Linked DNA regions of Homo sapiens: region 1 is linked to region 2. Evidence: read pairs that join two places in POLR2A ChIA-PET (ENCODE). Cell type or tissue: GM12878. All regions are shown on one strand. Each heading gives the region's core, and the rest is flanking DNA. Links, peaks and the distances in the headings are about the cores only. Region 1 overlaps KCNK1 (potassium two pore domain channel subfamily K member 1). Region 2 overlaps TARBP1 (tRNA guanosine 2 -O-methyltransferase TARBP1).

Evidence for each region. ChIA-PET counts read pairs that join two places held together with the same protein. Peaks named below come from ENCODE experiments on the same cell type or tissue, not always from the same donor. Only the 100,000 strongest peaks of a DNase experiment are listed, where the experiment ranks them.
Region 1: POLR2A ChIA-PET joins it to region 2 with 6 read pairs; 1 of 35 experiments calls an interaction of 5 or more read pairs at or near these places.

Annotation. Positions count from the first base shown.
Region 1 is chr1:233,637,830-233,642,222 of GRCh38, reverse strand. All of the region lies in intron 1 of KCNK1 (potassium two pore domain channel subfamily K member 1), which reads right to left. Among named protein-coding and RNA genes, the nearest start is that of MIR4427, 16 kb to the right of the region's middle. In GM12878, for the core only: no CTCF peak of the experiment used is centred there; a DNase peak (open chromatin) is centred at 2,436; H3K27ac peaks cover 374 bases.
Region 2 is chr1:234,471,478-234,475,870 of GRCh38, reverse strand. TARBP1 (tRNA guanosine 2 -O-methyltransferase TARBP1) reads left to right here. Exons shown (of 30, transcript NM_005646.4): 2 at 3,060-3,157. Among named protein-coding and RNA genes, the nearest start is that of TARBP1, 5.5 kb to the left of the region's middle. In GM12878, for the core only: no CTCF peak of the experiment used is centred there; a DNase peak (open chromatin) is centred at 2,581; H3K4me3 peaks cover 1,397 bases; H3K27ac peaks cover 2,603 bases.

The DNA.
Region 1 (4,393 bases), core at 185-4,184, 830 kb after region 2:
CATCTCATGAGGTAGAGTGACTAGCATGAGGTCAAACCTAGAGTGAGAGACCAGAACATGACTCCCCAAAAGCAGGAAAAATTGCTGAGCTGAAGACAATGAAGAAGACGCAGGGGAGCTCTCTGCCCTCCCTCTGTTTGCCTAAAAACAGGAGACAGATGATTGACAAACACATAAGGTATCCTGCCCACCTCTCCACCAAAAGCTAACCACTGAAGACAGCTTTGACCCTCATCAAACTTGAGATGACACCAGAGGAACTGATATCAACAAATTTTATTCACTAATTTTTATCTGCCCTGCCATTTGTTCATCTGCTGCCCAAGCGGCTCCCTGCAGACACTCAAAATCCTTTTCCTTTGTCCTGTCACTTGCCTTGAATTTGTTGTTCTTTGTTGAAGATGCTATCTAAGCCACTGCTTTGAGTTACCATTCATGAGGTTTCTCTCATGGGACATGCACTGCTTGTGTTAATAAACTTGCTTGTTTTTCTCTTGTTAATCTATCTTTTGTTACAGGGATCTGTCTCATCAACTTATGAACTTATGAGGGTTGAGGAGAAATTCCATTTCCTCCCTGACCCCAGCACAGGAAGAAGGAATGGCAAGCCAGGAAGTGCCAACAGGACCCTGCCGTGTTAAGTGGGGATATAACACCCCATCCGCTTACTGCCAGACCTTACAGTGTGAGAACATTTACGTGTCCCTCCTATAAATTTAAGCCATTATAAATTGGGATTTTTGTTTACTGCAGCTGCAAGCAATCTTAATTGTACATCACTTGTATTACAATAATCAGTTTAGATGTTTCTCTAAGATACGAGCTGCTTGATTACTGAGTCTATCTGTATCTCTAACCCTGAAACCCTGGCATAGGGCTCTGCATGGAGCAAGCTTGTAGAAGCCTATGAAATTTGAGAGGACTCAAAATATAGAGGAAAGCAGCACTTTAATTAGAAGGTGGTGTGCTCTGGCTGAAGATTCTTCATTGTGACTCAGCCCTCCGACAGGCAGAAAGTAGAGTGAAAACACCTGGTGAGAGCCATACTCTAAGGACCTACAGAGTGTCCTACATAGAAAGTCTTCCGGCTTGTTTGTGCTTCCATTTATTTGCTGAAGAAACTTACCATCTCAGGATAAACTCACTAGATTTTAAGAGAGATGCCAATTTAGACCGACACCCTCGGGCATCGCCTATGAGAAAAGTAGAGCCTGTTGGCCAGGGACAGTGTGGCTCACACCTATAATCCCAGCACTCTGGGAGGCCAAGGCGGGTGGATCACCTGAGCTCAGGAGTTCAAGACCAGCCTGGCCAACATGGCAAAACCCCGTTTCTACTAAAAACACAACAATTAGTTGGGTGTGGTGGCACAAGGCTTTAATCTTAGCTACATGGGAGGCCGAGGCCTGAGAATCACTTGAACCTGGGAGGTGGAGGCTGTAGTGAGCTGAGATTGAGCTACTGCACTCCAGTCTGGCGACACAACGAGACCCTGTCTAAAAAAGAAAGAGAGAGAGAAAAGCAGAACCATAGCACAAGAGCCAGACCTGACCTTCATTCTCTACGTTATCCCAGAAAACCACTTCTTTTGGAACAATTTACAGGAGTACTTACTTAAGAGATTAAAAATACAAATGTAAAATGTTACCAAAGTTCCATCACAGGGAAATCAGTTCACATGAAAATGACTTTTGAAGTCAATTCACTTGATCATTAATATCTAACTATAATTAATTACTTCTAAGTCTGTTTTATCTTTCAATGGAGATGAAATTAGAATATAATGAGTCCGCTGAATTCAAGCTAATCAGTAGGTCAAAAGCAAGGTTAGGTTTCCTGAGAGTCCTTTAGAGTTCAGCAATAAGAATTCCAATTATTTCTTTATTACTTCACCTGCCCACCTGGCAATAAGTCAGTCTCGGCAGTTAAGTCCACACTGACACCAACACTGCATAATTGGTATTTCTTATAAATGTTTCCACGCCTTTTAGAAACTATCTATGGTGCAAAAAAAAAATTCTCAGAGGAATATGTTTCCAATTTATTCAAATGTTACCAAGAATATTTAACTCTTCAAACCAGGATTATTTGGTTTTCTCACTGCAGCTTCCCACACACCTGGTGGGATTCCAGTCTTTCTCATTTGGAGAAAAGAATTCTTACCTCAGACCTCTCTTCGGATGGAAAGCTTACAGTCCCCTTTGTAAATCCTCACTTGAAAAATGAGAATATTGAAGTAATAGCAACAACGCCTTTCCTCCTCAGCTTCTTTTCTATATGTCCCAATGCCCCAGACCACCAACTGCCCAGAGCAGGAAACAGGCATGGGAAGAGCCCCACAGAGGAGTCCCACCAGGTGTGTTCTGACGTGGCTCATGTGTAAGAAGGAACCAGCATTCAGGCACTCTGCAGGAAGGAGCTCTCCGGATAAATGCCAGGAGTACAAAAGCAAAAATGAGCAAACATGCAAACCACAATGCCACGTTCACGAGATGACCAATTGCCTCACAGTTGTGTGGTTTTCTTTGTTGTTTTTTTTGTAATTGAACAGCTTAAGAAGCATCAACTCTCTCCCTTATGATATTAACAAGAAAGAGAATCAAGTATTTGACACAAATATAGAAAGAATGTTCAATGCTTTGTCAGACGTTAGGATTCTTCTAGTTTAAATACTCTTGCCAGATAAATGAGAAGGACGCTTAGAAGTGAAAAAGAAGGTGCTGCTTATGGGAAAAATGGATTCAATTAGGCAACATAAAAGTCAGAAAATCAACCCTTCTCATATCTAATCAAAATACACAGGAATACACTTTGGTTCTGATATTCACATCCCTATGACATATCTACTATTTATCCAACTATTTGAAATGTTGCAGATTCTTCAAAGAAACACAGGACTAGATCCATGTTCTTGTCTTATGAAAAATATACTTGTAGAGTCAAAAAGCAAAGAACATTTAAAAATGCAAAACAGGATATTAGGGGCCAAATGAGTGGTTAAAAATATGCTATATAAGAAAGAAAAAGGAGAACAAGTACTGTGTGAGGTCAGTTAGCCCCTTCTTTGGACTTTGTCCTAATTCAGGATCATATGAGTGAAAAACTCAAGCCCTATATATTCATCTGTTTTTTGGGTGTGTTAGGACTGGAGCCCATCAGCCAGGACAAACCCACACATGGGTGCACAAATGTGGAGAGAAGACTTCCAAAGACTTGGATCAGAGGAACCTAATCATCCCTAGGCTTATTTTTTAATTTTCCCAAACAGTGAGTGTTATTTTTTTGTGGACATTTACCCCGAGGTAGTGGGAAACATGTAACTGCCACTTCCAGACATACACACTACCCCACAGAGCCAAATGTAGGAAGAACAAGCTGCTCAGCAGAATCATATGAGTTCCTCCCTTTCCAAAAATATTACTCTCTGGCATAAAACGTTTCCCTGCACATGGATGGCCTCACTTAGTCATCGAGCCCATGGATGCAGAGCTGGAGTGCTCATCACATGCTGTGTGTCCTCGGTTGGCTCCCCACAGCCCTGCACCTGTGCAATATGGCCACTCAGCCCCAAAAGGATGGCCCAGGGAGCCTCCTCAAGGGGAGGCCCTGAGGCTGGCGTCACCGTGGCCATCACTGCTCTGCAGCCTCCACAATCGGTCAACGATTTGCTTCACAAAGCTGCTGCAGAGCACAGTTTACCCTGCAGTGCTCCAGTCCAATCAGGCCTGGGGAAGAAAAACATTCTCCCTTCTGCAAAACCCTCATTTCTTGAGTTGACAATTTCATTCTTTTTTTTTTTTCTCTCTTTTTTAGGTATTGGTCATCAAAAAACAAGAGAAACAAGGAAAAGAGCCATTTTTAATTTTTAACTAATTTAATTTTTTCCATTTAAAATTTTAAAAAATTAATTATTTTTTTCCTGATAAAACCATCAGACCCTTCTTTGTGGGACCTCAGGAAAGAGCTTCAGGTGGGCTCACTGTCCAGGGCAGGAATACTGGAGTCAGGGGAAGAAGGAGCACCCAGGCCTCCCGGTTTTAAGGATCTCACATCAGACACTTACTTGGCTTTGTTTGTACCACTTAAGACATATAAGCTAACAAAGGTGAATAGCCACACCAGTATTTTACTAACTGTTATAATCAATGCCCCCTTTGGATAAACAACATAACAAAAATAAATATAACAGAAGCAGGAGAGGACAACCCTGTGTTTTTTTTTTTCATTTTTCCACAGCCCACGACATTGTCAAGCATTCATTTCTATAAATTGCATGATAAATAGTAAATATTAAATATACTACTGAGTCTTCAAATTGCCTATCCCTCTCCCTCCACAACCCATTGAGAATCACTGGTCTTAAGGGTTTTAAATATTGAGTCTATTCAGCCCA
Region 2 (4,393 bases), core at 235-4,234:
GATTTTGTGGCTACTTGCTTAGCTGAAGCCTGGAGTCTCGAAAGGTTTTTCTCCAGCCTGGGAGGCCTGTGCCACCGATGGAGGTCTTCAGCCAAGGCTTCGTCCCTCCCTCAGGGGTAGACTGCTGATGCTTGTTCCCTGGTGCAAGAGATGAGGCAGGGGCTTTTCATTTCTTCCACTGCAGCCTTGTATTTAGGCCCCATGTGTCTGAGCGTCAGCATTCCTGCTCTTTCGCTGTCTGTGCTCCCTCTCCAGTGGCAATAATCGTTGCCTCCAACTTAGGGGTGCGTTTAGGTTCCTGGCCCTAACCTGTGGCAGCTGCATTCTGCGTGAGTGTCTGTGGTAGGTCTTGGGTGTAGCGTCCTGCCCTCCTCCAGCACCTGCAGACCAGCTTTGTATCAGTGCAGGATATCTGGCAGTAGGGGGTTTGCTTCCCCTTCCACAGAATAAGATGCATTCGCCTAGTGTCAGTGCCGAGTGAAGGGAGCAGGTTCTATCCCTGCCCTAGAGGCAGGCAACTTTTGCTTGTATCAAGGCAGGGACAAGGGTGAGAGTGTGGGAGGGGCAGACAGCTTTGGCTTCCTGTCGGAGAAGGGTCCAGGGGGACAGGCACGTTTTGGCAGTTGATCACCATCTTGTACTCCTGCAGGGCATGGCTGGGCCTCTCTAGTTAGTCCTGCTGCCCTGGGTGCCTGCGCCTCTGAAGATCTCCTGCCCTGGCCACAGTCTCTCTCGAGAGCACCGGGGCAGGCTTGAAGAAAAGAGCTGGTGAATGGATGTGGACTCCCTCAGCAAGCTGTGAGGCTAGCCCACCTTGGTCTTTAAAAACTTGTCAAAATGCCATTTTTAAAACTGCTTTTTGGGTGACCATGTCTTGCTCCTGTGCCAGAAGTAGAACAGATAAGTGGCCTTTCCATTCTTGGAGCGCCTTCCTTCCTTTTAGAATTCAGGTTGCATTGTGACCTCAGTTCTGATGCTCCCCCCACCCACCGCACAACAGTTTAGGATTTTGTAGATTTTTCAGCCTTTCCTCTTTGTATGACAATAACGATCTCCTATGGTTTTCTATGTCCTAATGAGCAACTGAAACGATACATATCTAAATGCCTTTATTTTGTCCTCATATTTCATTGATGGTTTGACTGAGGGTAGAATTCGAGCCTGGAAGATATTTCCATTCAAAATTTTAAAGGTATCTATCTATTGTCCCAGAAGCTAGAGCTTCCAGTATTGCTGTTGAGAAATCTGAAACCATTCTGAATCCTGTTTATTTATACAGGAACTGTTTCTCTCTATGGAAGTGTGTAGGATCAGTGGCTCTAGCATTCTGAAATTTCACAGTTTTGATAGGAGTCTATTTTCATCCTTGTGCTGGGCACTTGCTGGACCTCCTGTGCAATCTGGAAATCATGTTCTTCAGTTCTGGGAAATTTTCTAGAATATTCTGTGGATTATTTCGTCCCTTTCTGTTTTCTGTTCTTTTTTTAGATATTGAACTTCCTGGACTTTCTTGAAAGCATCTTTTCTCTCCTAAGGATTTTCTATGATTTTGGATTGAGTTTTTTTTTTTAAATGTCCCCTTTGTGTGTGTGTGTGTGTGTGTGTGTGTGTGTGTGTGTGTGTGTTTTAGAGACAAATCCTCGCTCTTGCCCAGGCTAGGGTGCAGTGGCGTGATTATAGCTCACTATAACTTCAAAATACTGGGCTCAAGTGATCCTCTCATCTCAGCCTCCAGAGAAGCTGGGACGATAGGTGTGCACCACCATGCCCTGATAATTTTTTAAATTTCCTTGTAGAGACAGGGTCTTGCTATGTTGTACCAGGCTGGTCTCAAGCTCCTGGCCTCAAGCAATCCTCCTGCCTCAGCCTCCCAAAGTGTTGGGATTACAGGCATGAGCCACCAAGCCTGGTCAGAATGTCCCCTTTTTAATAATATCCTGTTCTTATAATACTACTATCTTCTTAAGATATTGCTGAAAACTCTTTTAAAAGTTTTCTTCTACCTGTGTAATTTTGTTTTCTCCAATTTCCTCCTCCCACTCCATTTGTTTTGGTCTTGATCTTTAGTGTAGAGGTTTCCCCAACTGTCTGATGATTCTTAGATCCCTATTTATGTTTAAGGATAAGAAATCAAAATTGGGTTTAAAGCTCTAAGCCCATGAGTGGTGCTGTTGACTGAACTTCACCATAAGGTGATTTGGCCAAGCCATTTCATTAAGGAATCTCTGATATATTTTCAGATCTTTCCTCCTGGGCTGGCCAGATTCTGCAGAGAACATCTTCCAGTTGTCTGATGCATAGTGAGGGCCTGGCCAGCATTCTAGGACCTGAGGGGGCAGGTAGAGAGGAGTCGCAGCACCCAGGGTGCACACATGTTCGCTGAATCCCCTTTGTCAGTAGGACTAATGTCTGCTGTGTCCTGTGCCTCCCAATTCAGAGACGCACTATTTTACCTTCTCCAGAAAAGCAGTTCTAGTCTTTTCCTGTTCAGGACATAGGAAAGTGGCCTGGGGATGTGACTGTTTCTTAAACACTGAACACATCCTCTTTGGTTTAGCCTCACTTTTCACTCCACTTACCAGAGTAACTTTTGCAGCCACTTCCTTTGGTTCCGGGGGATTTTGCAGCATAAATCAAATTGTTTCCTGGCTTTCCCTTTGTCAACTTAAAATTCTCATGACTTGAGTCAACTTGGTTTTCATCTGATTTTCAGATTCTGTATTTTATTGCTGTTGTCTGCCCCCAGTGTTCTCCATTCTTTTGGGGTTTTGCCCTTGAAAAATCCTTTACTGTTATAGTGAGATTCTTAGGGAGAGAAAGTAGAGTTTATATGTGCAAATCTGCCATTTTTACCCAGAACTCCAAAACAGTAATCTTAGTGCAAAAAAAAATCTCCCTCTGAGATTCCCAAGCCCCCTATCCAGGCTCTGATACAGGGGCACCTCCATTATTAGAGAATCCATTTGGTAATAGTGGCATTATTTTAAGAACTGCTGTCATTGAGAAACTTATGAAATTTGCAAAAGGAAGAACTAATTTTCTTTTTTAAACCATATCAGGCCCAAGTCTGTTTTGGTGGTCTGAGAGGAAAAAAGATGAGCTTCTAAAGTTTTGGGAAAATTATATTTTAATTATGGAGACTTTAGAAGGAAATCAGGTAAGTGTTTTTCTATTTTAGCAAATCCTACAGTAGATAACAATTTTTCTTTTTTAAAAACATTCATTAAAAGCGATACAAAGAGACTAACTCAGATATAGCTGGTGATGATAGAATCCAAGTATACTTTGTTGTCTGGCATAAATGCAACTTAGAGTGTAAGTTGTTTCAGGAAGTTAAAGAATACTTTCAGTTGACAAATTATTCAAAAATTTGATCTTCCCTTGCCATTCTAAAACTTTAACGTTTATCAGTATCAGTATCACCCAAATGGCTTATTATAAAGTATAAATTGCCATGCCCTGTCCTCAGACTTTCTGGTTCAGTAGGTCGGGGTGGGGCCTGGGACTTTTGAGTTTTTTTTTTTTTTTTTTTTTTTTTTTTGGAGACAGAGTCTTGCTCTCTCGCCCAGGCTGGGGTTCAGTGGCACGATCTCAGCTCACTGCAACATCCGCCTCCTGGGTTCAAGTGATTCTCCTGCCTCAGCCTCCCAAGTAGCTGGGACTACAGCCACGACACTGGCTAATTTTTGTATTTTTAGTAGAGATGGGGTTCCACCATGTTGGCCAGGCTGGTCTTGCACTCCTGACCTCAAGTAATCCACCCGCCTTGGCCTCCCAAAGTGCTGGGATTACAGGCGTGAGCCACCGCACCCGTCCAGGACTTTTGAGTTTTTTACAAGTTCCCAGGTGATATGTATGCTGCTGTTCTGGGAACTACACTTTGAGAACCATGGTTTCCATTCTGCAAGTTGGGGACCACAGAGGTGCCAGCCATCTGTGGAGTCATTGTGAGGTGTCAATCCAAATGTGCACCAAACCTTGTTTGTGGACTTAAATAATTACTTATATGTGCTAAATATATATAGATGCAAGGATGAGGAGTAAAGAAAAAGCATTTCTAAATTCAAATTAACTTTTATGGTTTTCTTTAATCAGTAGATCCATAAAACCCCCATTATTTATTTAGAAACCCAAATTTATCCATATTTTGAAGGATATGTAAATTAATCTCAAGCAAACGTGTCAGCAACTTTGGCTATGTGGTATTAAGAACATGGAACTCCGAACTGGCCGTTCTAAGCGTGTGCAGCCATGAACAACTTGAGTGACTAGAGAAAACATTTCAGTGTCTTTTTTCTCTTTGTAATATCTTAGTATTGGCAGTCCTACCTGCCTGCCAGGACAGTTGAGGATTCTATGACATGATTTATGATAATCACTGTATAAATGGTAG